Regions from separate parts of the Homo sapiens genome. Here regions 1 and 3 are each linked to region 2. A link is a contact called in ENCODE Hi-C or POLR2A ChIA-PET data. All regions are on one chromosome and are shown on one strand. Each heading gives the region's core, a stretch centred on a gene start or an enhancer-like site at or near the end of the contact. The rest is flanking DNA. Distances are from core to core; before and after follow the strand shown.

Evidence for each region. A loop is a pair of places that touch in the nucleus more often than their neighbours do. ChIA-PET counts read pairs that join two places held with the same protein, here RNA polymerase II (POLR2A). Pooled maps may share reads with other maps.
Region 1: a map of naive thymus-derived CD4-positive, alpha-beta T cell shows a loop between it and region 2 (22-fold over the local background). The contact joins the promoter of DDIAS here to the promoter of EED in region 2. A Hi-C loop is called at or near these places in 2 of 168 maps with a recorded cell type or tissue (CD4-positive, alpha-beta memory T cell and naive thymus-derived CD4-positive, alpha-beta T cell) and 9 of 50 pooled maps.
Region 3: a pooled map shows a loop between it and region 2 (2.8-fold over the local background). The contact joins the enhancer-like site here to the promoter of EED in region 2. A Hi-C loop is called at or near these places in 1 of 37 single-sample maps with no recorded cell type and 3 of 50 pooled maps. POLR2A ChIA-PET finds 5 or more read pairs at or near these places in 1 of 52 experiments (endothelial cell of umbilical vein).

Annotation. Positions count from the first base shown.
Region 1 is chr11:82,900,428-82,903,127 of GRCh38, forward strand. DDIAS (DNA damage induced apoptosis suppressor) reads left to right here and starts at 1,309. Exons shown (of 6, transcript NM_145018.4): 1 at 1,309-1,395. LOC124902602 reads right to left here and starts at 1,628. Exons shown (of 2, transcript XM_047427953.1): 1 at 1,621-1,628; 2 at 487-1,254. The coding sequence starts at 1,628. The coding sequence ends at 597. It overlaps PRCP (prolylcarboxypeptidase), which reads right to left and starts at 3. Exons shown (of 9, transcript NM_005040.4): 1 at 1-3. RefSeq lists enhancers at 109-208, 489-538 and silencers at 749-798, 849-938.
Region 2 is chr11:86,243,326-86,246,025 of GRCh38, forward strand. EED (embryonic ectoderm development) reads left to right here and starts at 1,428. Exons shown (of 12, transcript NM_003797.5): 1 at 1,428-2,018. The coding sequence starts at 1,905. RefSeq lists enhancers at 881-1,411, 1,412-1,940.
Region 3 is chr11:82,959,261-82,961,960 of GRCh38, forward strand. No RefSeq gene overlaps it. Among named protein-coding and RNA genes, the nearest start is that of DDIAS, 59 kb to the left of the region's middle. RefSeq lists an enhancer at 1,459-1,618. Within about 2 kb of position 1,336, at least 6 of the 41 ENCODE cell types and tissues checked have a DNase peak (open chromatin) inside an H3K27ac peak, as active enhancers do.

The sequences.
Region 1 (2,700 bases), core at 59-2,558, 3.3 Mb before region 2:
GGTGGGAGGGCGAAAAGGAGGCCAGCAGAAGCGCACAGGCTAAGCCCTGCCCAGCCTGCAGCTCCGCCCGCCGCAAAACAGCTCCTCCCAGGGGAAACCCAAAGCCAGCCAGCTCCTCAGAGACGCCGCCCAAGCCAGGTCACCACAGCCACTCCGCCCCCATCCCCGAGGACACCGCCTCCACTCCACTTTCCTCTCGTGCCATCTGCTCCTTAGCACTCACCTTCATTGCGGTCACACCCCAAGTCTGCCCTTATCATGCTAGGGCCTCTTCCTAACTCATCGCTGTAGCCCATGCTTTATCTATAGCGCCCCCGAAGCCCACCTGTCCTTCAGGTCACCCAATATCCCTACCATTATCATCACCACCAAACCCTGCCCTGGCCACCGCAATTCCATTGCGACACCTCCTGCCTTCCGCAAATCCTACGTAACGGCAATAACAGCTACCATGACAATTTATTGAAGGTTCACTACAGGCCAGTGTATCACGAGGCAGGGAGGCACACGCATCATCTCCTCTAACTAAATCGTCACAGCAATCTTGTGCGTCGTATATGATTGTTATTCCCATCTACAGATGTGGAAACTGAGGCTCAGAGAGGTGCGGGAACTTGCACTAGATCACTCAGCAGTGAGCGGAGCACGTCGTCGCAGACCGCTGGGTCCAGGTCCAAAGACTGTGCTCCTTGCACCCACCTCCATCTGGAGCCTAACCACTCCCTATGATACTCCGTTCTTGGGTCACCCCAAAACTGTGTTGCTCGCACAACCCATCCATTACACAGGTCGCCCCGGGTCCACATCGCCCCTAAATCCCGCCAGGTCCCGGTCCCTTCTTTCAAATAACGCCCCCTTTCTTCTCCGGCACCCGAAAACCCACTCCGCGCTCCACCCCCCTCCTGCCTCCTGCCACCGCCCCCTTCCTCCCTCCGCCCGTGGGTAGTGCTAGCCCCTAGGACAGCGCCGGGTCTGGCTTCCAAAGCTCCCTCAACCCTCTTCATCCAGCTTCCATTCCCTCTTTCAGTCACCCCGCCAGACCCCAGGGCGCTGCGGCTCACTCCACACTTTCCCGGGAACCCTACGCCCAGGAGGCTCAGCGAAGCTCCAAAACCAATTTTACGGACTGTACTACTGATCCACCTGTCGGGGAGAAAGACTCTACCCGCAGTTTGACGAAAATGGTCGTTTCCAGATGCTTGTAGGATTTCCTCGCTAAGCTCCACCCTCTGCGGCGCCTTCTTCTGATTGGCTCTGAGTAATCAGAGCCAAAGCGTTACTTCCGGCGGAAAAGGACGCGGGAGATTCGATTGGAAGGCTGCCGGCGTGCTACTGAGTTCGGCCGGTCCGAGTCACTGTGCGTCGCCTGGGCCCGTTCCTGGTCTTCTCCCCCAGGTGAGCTGGGTAAAGGGGTTCTCGGGAAGCCGAAGAGCCGGAGACTCCTAAGGAGGCTCTTAACTTCATTATGAATGAGACCCACCCAGAGCCCGGCGCTTGTTTTTTCACAAGTGGTTCTCTGTAAACGGGCAGCCATGAGGGTAACAGAATATAAACGTCAGTTATTTTATTTTAGACTCAGTGCTTTTGCAATCACCTAACGAACGTTTATTGAACACTTACAGTGCCATCGAGCTAGACTCGGAGTGAGCTTTTAGAATCGGAAATAGAGAGGAAAAGGCGCGACTCTTGCTTCTGTAATGTGCAAATACGTATTCAGTGGGCCACTGTGCAGAGTAGTACGTGCTGAAAGGGGATCTTCCAAAATGCTATGATGGCTTAGAAGGAACATATTTTAACTGAGCCATGTGCTTAAACCAGAGCTTGAAAGTTTTCTTCCTTTTCACATCCAGCCAGTCCCTACCAGCCTCTTGAATATCTCAGATCTGTTCACTTCTCTCCGTTTTTTACTGACATTATTTTGGTTCGACCCTATGACTGCTACATAGCTGTGACAGTAACCCCCCCCTCCCCCGCCGCCCCAGCTGGTTCTCCTGCTTTCAATCTTGCTACCTTCCAGTCCAGTCTCCACATTGCTGGGCTGATAAAGTTCATATTTGACCGAGGCACTCCCCATTGAAAACCTTTCAGTCGCTCCTATTTGCCCTCAGGTTTAAGCCCAAACTCTTTAACATGACTTACAGACTCTTTCCTATCTGACTTTTGCCTGGCTCTTCAGCCCTAGTGGTTTTCCACCGCTCCAGCCATATAGAATGTCTTTTGTGTTCCTGAAGTGCACTATCCTCCTTCTCACCCCAAACCGTCTTCTGACCCTGTCCCTGACCTGGCTAATTCTTAGTCAGTTTGCAAAGCCTTTTAAATCAGAAACCCTTTCCTGACCCCACAGGACTGGATCACAGAGCACCAAGTAATTATTTGTTTATTCTGCAGATAGTTAAATGCTTCTTTCGTCTGTGCCAAGAATTGCTAGGTACTGAGATCCAATGATGAACAAGGTAGATTCCTGTTCTAATGGAACTTACCTTTTATGGATGGAATTAAGGAGAATTTACAAGGAAACTATGTGAATTAGACTGGTCTAAGAAGACCTTTCCAAGGAGTTGATACTGATGCCTAAAAGATGAGCGTGATCCAACCATGCAAAAGAGGGAAAGAAAAACATTCTAAACAGAGTGAACAGGTTGTGCAAACGTCCTGAGGCAGGAAAGAGCTTGACATGTTAATGTTCAAGAATCTAAGGAA
Region 2 (2,700 bases), core at 178-2,677:
GAAGGATGTTTCTGTCTGCTGATGAAAATGTCATGCCAAAGCACGTCTTACTTTGTCAGGAGCTTACTCTACTCCAGTCTCATCTCTTCTCACCAACTGAGGAGTGCTTAGTAGTGCCTGGAACATTGGAAGTACTGAACAAATGACTGCCGTCATTGAGACCTCAACTTTAATTTTTTTTCGGCTTCTTTATTTCAAAGTCTTCACTGCAGAAACCTCTCATTCTGACCTGCCTTTGCTTTACTTCCTTTTCTCATTCTCAACCAAGAGTTCTCTCTTTATCTACAAAAGAAAGAGTGACTTGCAATCTGCAGATAAGGAAACTGATGTCCTGGTTATAAAGTTATCATGCAGAAATAATTCAAGTATACTAGAATTTTATGGATGGTGCACTCTAGGTGGGTAATGAGGTCTAGAAGAGAAAAGATATACAACATCAAGCAGGTGCCCAAGAAATGGTAGGTCCCTTTCTCCCTTCCTGCCTCCTCATTTTTACAGATGAGGACATTTTTACAGAAGCCCGAATAGATAAGTAGTCACAATCATGTTCTAAGAAAAACAAAAAAAAGGTGGCGGATGCCGTATTTTATTTTTCGTCATCACTCTCCTTTTCCTGCTGCTCATTCAGTTATGGTTTCATGACCCATATAATAATTCCACAAGGCTCACCAATGTTATCTGGCACCTGCTAGAGAATAGATATAGTAACAGAGGCAAATATTTTGGTGAAGTTTAACAGTTGTGTTGCCTTCTAGAATTTCATTGTATCTGATGTGCAAAAACAAGCAAAACATTGTCGGTTAAGTATCACAATCTCATAATGGAGATGAGCACTGATTCTTAGGCCTTGGCGTAGTTCAGGGCCTATCCTTTAGCAGCTAAAAAGAGCACTTTGGCTGTAACTCATTGGAGTCTAGTCTCATAATGTTAGGATATTTCTATTTAAGTCTTAACCACTATTGGTAGCAACTGGAAGGATAATCATTCATTACAATAAATAGTCAACAGAATAAATATCCGACAAGAATTTACGAAGCGTCTAGAGTATAATTCGGTAGCGCTTTGAAATCCACCCTGGGATTCGGAAACCGGGTAGAAAACTACCTGGTTCAGCAAACGAGAATTCAAACAGAGGAGGGGCTTGGAGGAGGCGGGTTTCGACGAACCCAGCGCAAGAGTACGCCACGGCGCCTGCGCATCCCCTGACGGGTACTTTCCATTCGCCAGATGGGGGAAGCCAGGGGGAAGCAGGTTACTGTTTTTGCATTTCTATCTTCAAGGAAGAATTAGGTTATGAATAGTTCCGTGAATAGTCAGGAAGCGCTGTCCTCCAAGTTCAAGATTAAGGAAACGTGGCATGCACAGCTAAAGCAAGAGGTGACGTCTTGTATCTTCCCCCGTTTCCTGGGACATTGGTGGTGTAGCCCATTCCACAGACTTTCGCTCCCTAGCAGCGGGTCGGAGATCGAAGGAACGGGCCAATTGCGGCTGAAACGTCTTTGGAAGGAGGAAGGGGGTGAGGGAGCATCCCTTTGAGTTTCGCCTCTTCTCGAGGCGGTGGTGGGAAGGGAGACATACTTAATACTGCCCTCTTAATCCAACGGACCTTACATCGTGTAGACTGCCGGGAGGGCGGCGGGAAAAGGGCAAGACGGGAGTTGGGGAAGGGAAGGAGCCAGGAAGCCGCGCGGGAGGGCGCGCGCGCGCGCCCCTTTTTCAGCAGTGTGGCGGGGTCGCACGCACGCCCGCCTCGGCGGCTGGGCGCGATTTGCGACAGTGGGGGGGGCGGTGGAGGTGGCGGCGGCAGCGGCAACTTTGCGGCAAGCTCGGGCCGGGCTTGCTTGACGGCGGTGTGGCGGAGGCCCCGCCCCAGGCGGCAGGAACCTGGAGGGAGGCGGAGGAATATGTCCGAGAGGGAAGTGTCGACTGCGCCGGCGGGAACAGACATGCCTGCGGCCAAGAAGCAGAAGCTGAGCAGTGACGAGAACAGCAATCCAGACCTCTCTGGAGACGAGAATGTAAGTGCAGCTTCTGGCAGTTACGAGACTGCGGAGTGAAAGTTTTAAATTCTTTTAAAACGGGGGGCGCGGGGACGAGCGGGCTGCTGTGGGGGGAGGGAGAGGTGTCACTCAGGAAAACGCGGGCGTGCGGGAGAAAATTGAAATTGCCTACGGGGATTTTGATGTGGGGCCGAGAGCAAGCAGGAACTAGGCAAAGGAGAGTGGTTCTAGTGATTGCGTGGGTCTGAGAAGTCTGCCCTGAAATCAGTTTGCATGTGATGGGGAGTGTTTTGGCCTTTGGGGGGATTTAAGGGGAGAGTGCGGGTCTGAGATTCTAGTAGTTTAAAAGGCACGTTAGAGACTTTTCTAAGAAAGTTGGAAGGACGGGGCAGAGTTAGGGACCCTGTTAAAGGAGCGTAAGGGTTGTCACTCTAAGACCCTTGTGGAATTTTCAGGATGGAAAGTGATCTTCGATTTGCGGAGTTTGGGAGACTTTATTAAAGGGGGTTTTGTGTCCGCCTCCGTCCTGTCCGCGGAGACCGGGTGCGCCTGAAGGTCGCCTTTTCTGTAGGAGGAGCCGAATTGAGAGGATCGATTTTTGATTTGGGGGTGGGGAGTGACTACCTTTGAGGAAGTAAGAGTGGGTGATTTCTTCTTTGAACGTTTTTACTTAAGATAAAGGTGAGGGGGGTGGCGACCT
Region 3 (2,700 bases), core at 86-2,585, 3.3 Mb before region 2:
GACCCCATCTCTACAAAAAATGAAAATGAAAATGTTAGCCAGGCACAATTGCACAAGTCTTTAATCTCAGCTACTTGAGAGGCTGAGGCAGGAGGATCCCTTGAGCCCAAGAGTTCGATATGGCAGTGAGCTATGATCATGCCACTGCACTTCTGCCTGGGTGACAAAATAAGACCTCATCTCTTAAAAAAAACAAGGCAAAACAAAAACCTGACATTTAATATTTTTCACGGTTTTGAACAATTAAAAAAACACTAATCACCTTCAGATAATGATAGAGAACCAATTTATTATGTTGATAACTGGTAAAAAGGGAAAAAAATTAAAAATTTATCTTGCTTTTCTCTCATGAATTGTACCATTGGATAACCAAATAGGTGAAGGGAAGCTCTCTTTATAAAAATATTTTAATTAATGCATTTATTAAATGGTAGAAATGGAATATTACCATTTTGTAACCCCCAACAAATAATGGATGCACTCAATGAGCGTCGATGGTTGCTAACATTCCAAAGAGAGACAAGAAGATATCTGCTTTCTGATGGAAGAAGATACCACTTCCTATAATCTTCCCAAAGGGATTAAACATGAGTATACTCCCTCTGCATCCAGCTGTCAATATGAAAAATATACAACTGACAGAACATGCAGACCTCCACCATAAATATAAAATCAGCAAAATCCAGACTGTGAGAAACTGCAGGTCAAACAGTTCACATTCTTCCACAGATTACTGTAAGGGAGAGAAAGAGATATATACTAAAATTATTTAAAATGTATATTAGTTGTTTTTTTTTTTTGAATGGGCAAGATTAAACTTAAGTGCCTTGAGATACACATTTGGGTGCATCACTTCCTTGATGACTACGAAAGTGAAAATAGCGGTTACTTTGAGGTGGAAAGAAGAGATTCTGGGGTGGCTGGCAAAGTTCTATTTCCTGACACAAATACAAGGGTGTTTATAATAGTTCCATTACATAATACACTTTTTCCGTATTCATGTTTTAGTTCATATTAAAGATGTTTAAAGATCAATTTTTTGAAAAAAAGGAATATGTGCATTATACAGAGGGAAGCAAAAGACTCTAATATGTGGAGCCTCTCCCTCTGAGCCATCTCTTAGATATTTTACATACTTGCTCATTTATTCCTTATAAGTAACCTATGAGGATTGAGGAAAATATTTTTGTAAACTTTGTAAACTGAGTTTACAGAGGTCGAGTAACTTTCTCAAGGCTAAGACCATGTCACTAATAAGTGGCAGAACCAGAGCTCTAATTTTTCCAGTACTCTGCACTGCCACTCATGAGGCTAAAGGAGAATGCTGCATGAACCCTCATCTCTCAAGCTAGACATTTCTCGGTGAAACACCTTCCTTCCTGTTGATCAATGTCTGCCACTACTTGAATAACTTAAGGTCAAGCATAGGTTAGGTATCCTGCAGTGGTTTTCTCTGATCTATCACTTGTTTTTCAGCCTAATTTGTGATGTGATTAGAGAAAGTTGCCTCCAAGGGAGAAACATAAATTCACCTGTAAAAAAAAAAAATCACACCTTTCCTCTAATAAGATCCCTTTATGTGCCAAGCCAAAGTGCATGACCACTTGGCCCTTCCGTACAGCTCCTTCACAGTCTGAAGCATTTTCTGCTAACTAGAGGCACCAGCTGTGCCAAGACAAGCTGTTTGTCCACCCCTTGCCTGCCTTGAGTGGGAAATAATAACATGACATTGTAAAACACAGGGGTGCCCAGCAGCCTTTCATTTGGTGAAAGTAACTGCAAGGGCTCAGAGCTGGGTTAATGGATACAACAGTGCCTGTAATCAGATCCAGGTGCTGTATATACTTGTTATTGATTACGACTTCAATAATTGCAAAATCAACCAACCAAAAGAATCATGAAAAAAATATTATGCAAGATGTCTAAACAGAGGCCCCAAAACCAGCAGTTGCTGGAGAAGTATTTATCACCTTTTTCAAGATCCAAGCTTAGGGTATTGTATGTTTGGCAAAATAGCTATATTTCAGCAGGGCTTAAAGAGATTACTTGTCTCAGGGCTTTCAGTTTGGCCGGTAACAGATGAAGACAGATTGATTGAAAGCATTTGAACAAATATAAACTTGAACAAGCTGAATGGACGTGATTAAGTTAATTAGGGTCGATAAATGCCATTGACAATATCTTACAACTCTTCCTTTATCTTGGAGTATTTCTTTCTTATATAACACAGGCAAGTGGATATGGTGACTCTAATATTAAACCTGTAACTGAGTAGCCATTCAGCCTAATTAACTAGACACCATCTCTCAATGGCCTGCTAGATAATTAACGTTTTATTTTATACATGTAATATTACTCATCATTTACTGTATGCCTATTATGTACCAGACACTATGGCATTTACCCTGTATTTTTTGTTTTTTTAATTTATTTAACTTTTATTTTAAGTTCAGGGGTACTTGTGCAGGTTCTTTACATAGGTAAACTTGTGTCATGGGGGGTTTTTGTACAGATTATTTTGTCACCCAGGTATTAAGCATAGTACCCATTAGTTATTTTTCCTGATCCTCTCCCTCCTCCCACCTTCCACCCCCCAATAGGCCACAGTGTGTGTTGTTCCCCTCTGTGTGTCCATGTGTTCTTATCACTTAGCTCCCACTTATAAGTGGGAACATGCCATATTTGGTTTTCTGTTCCTGC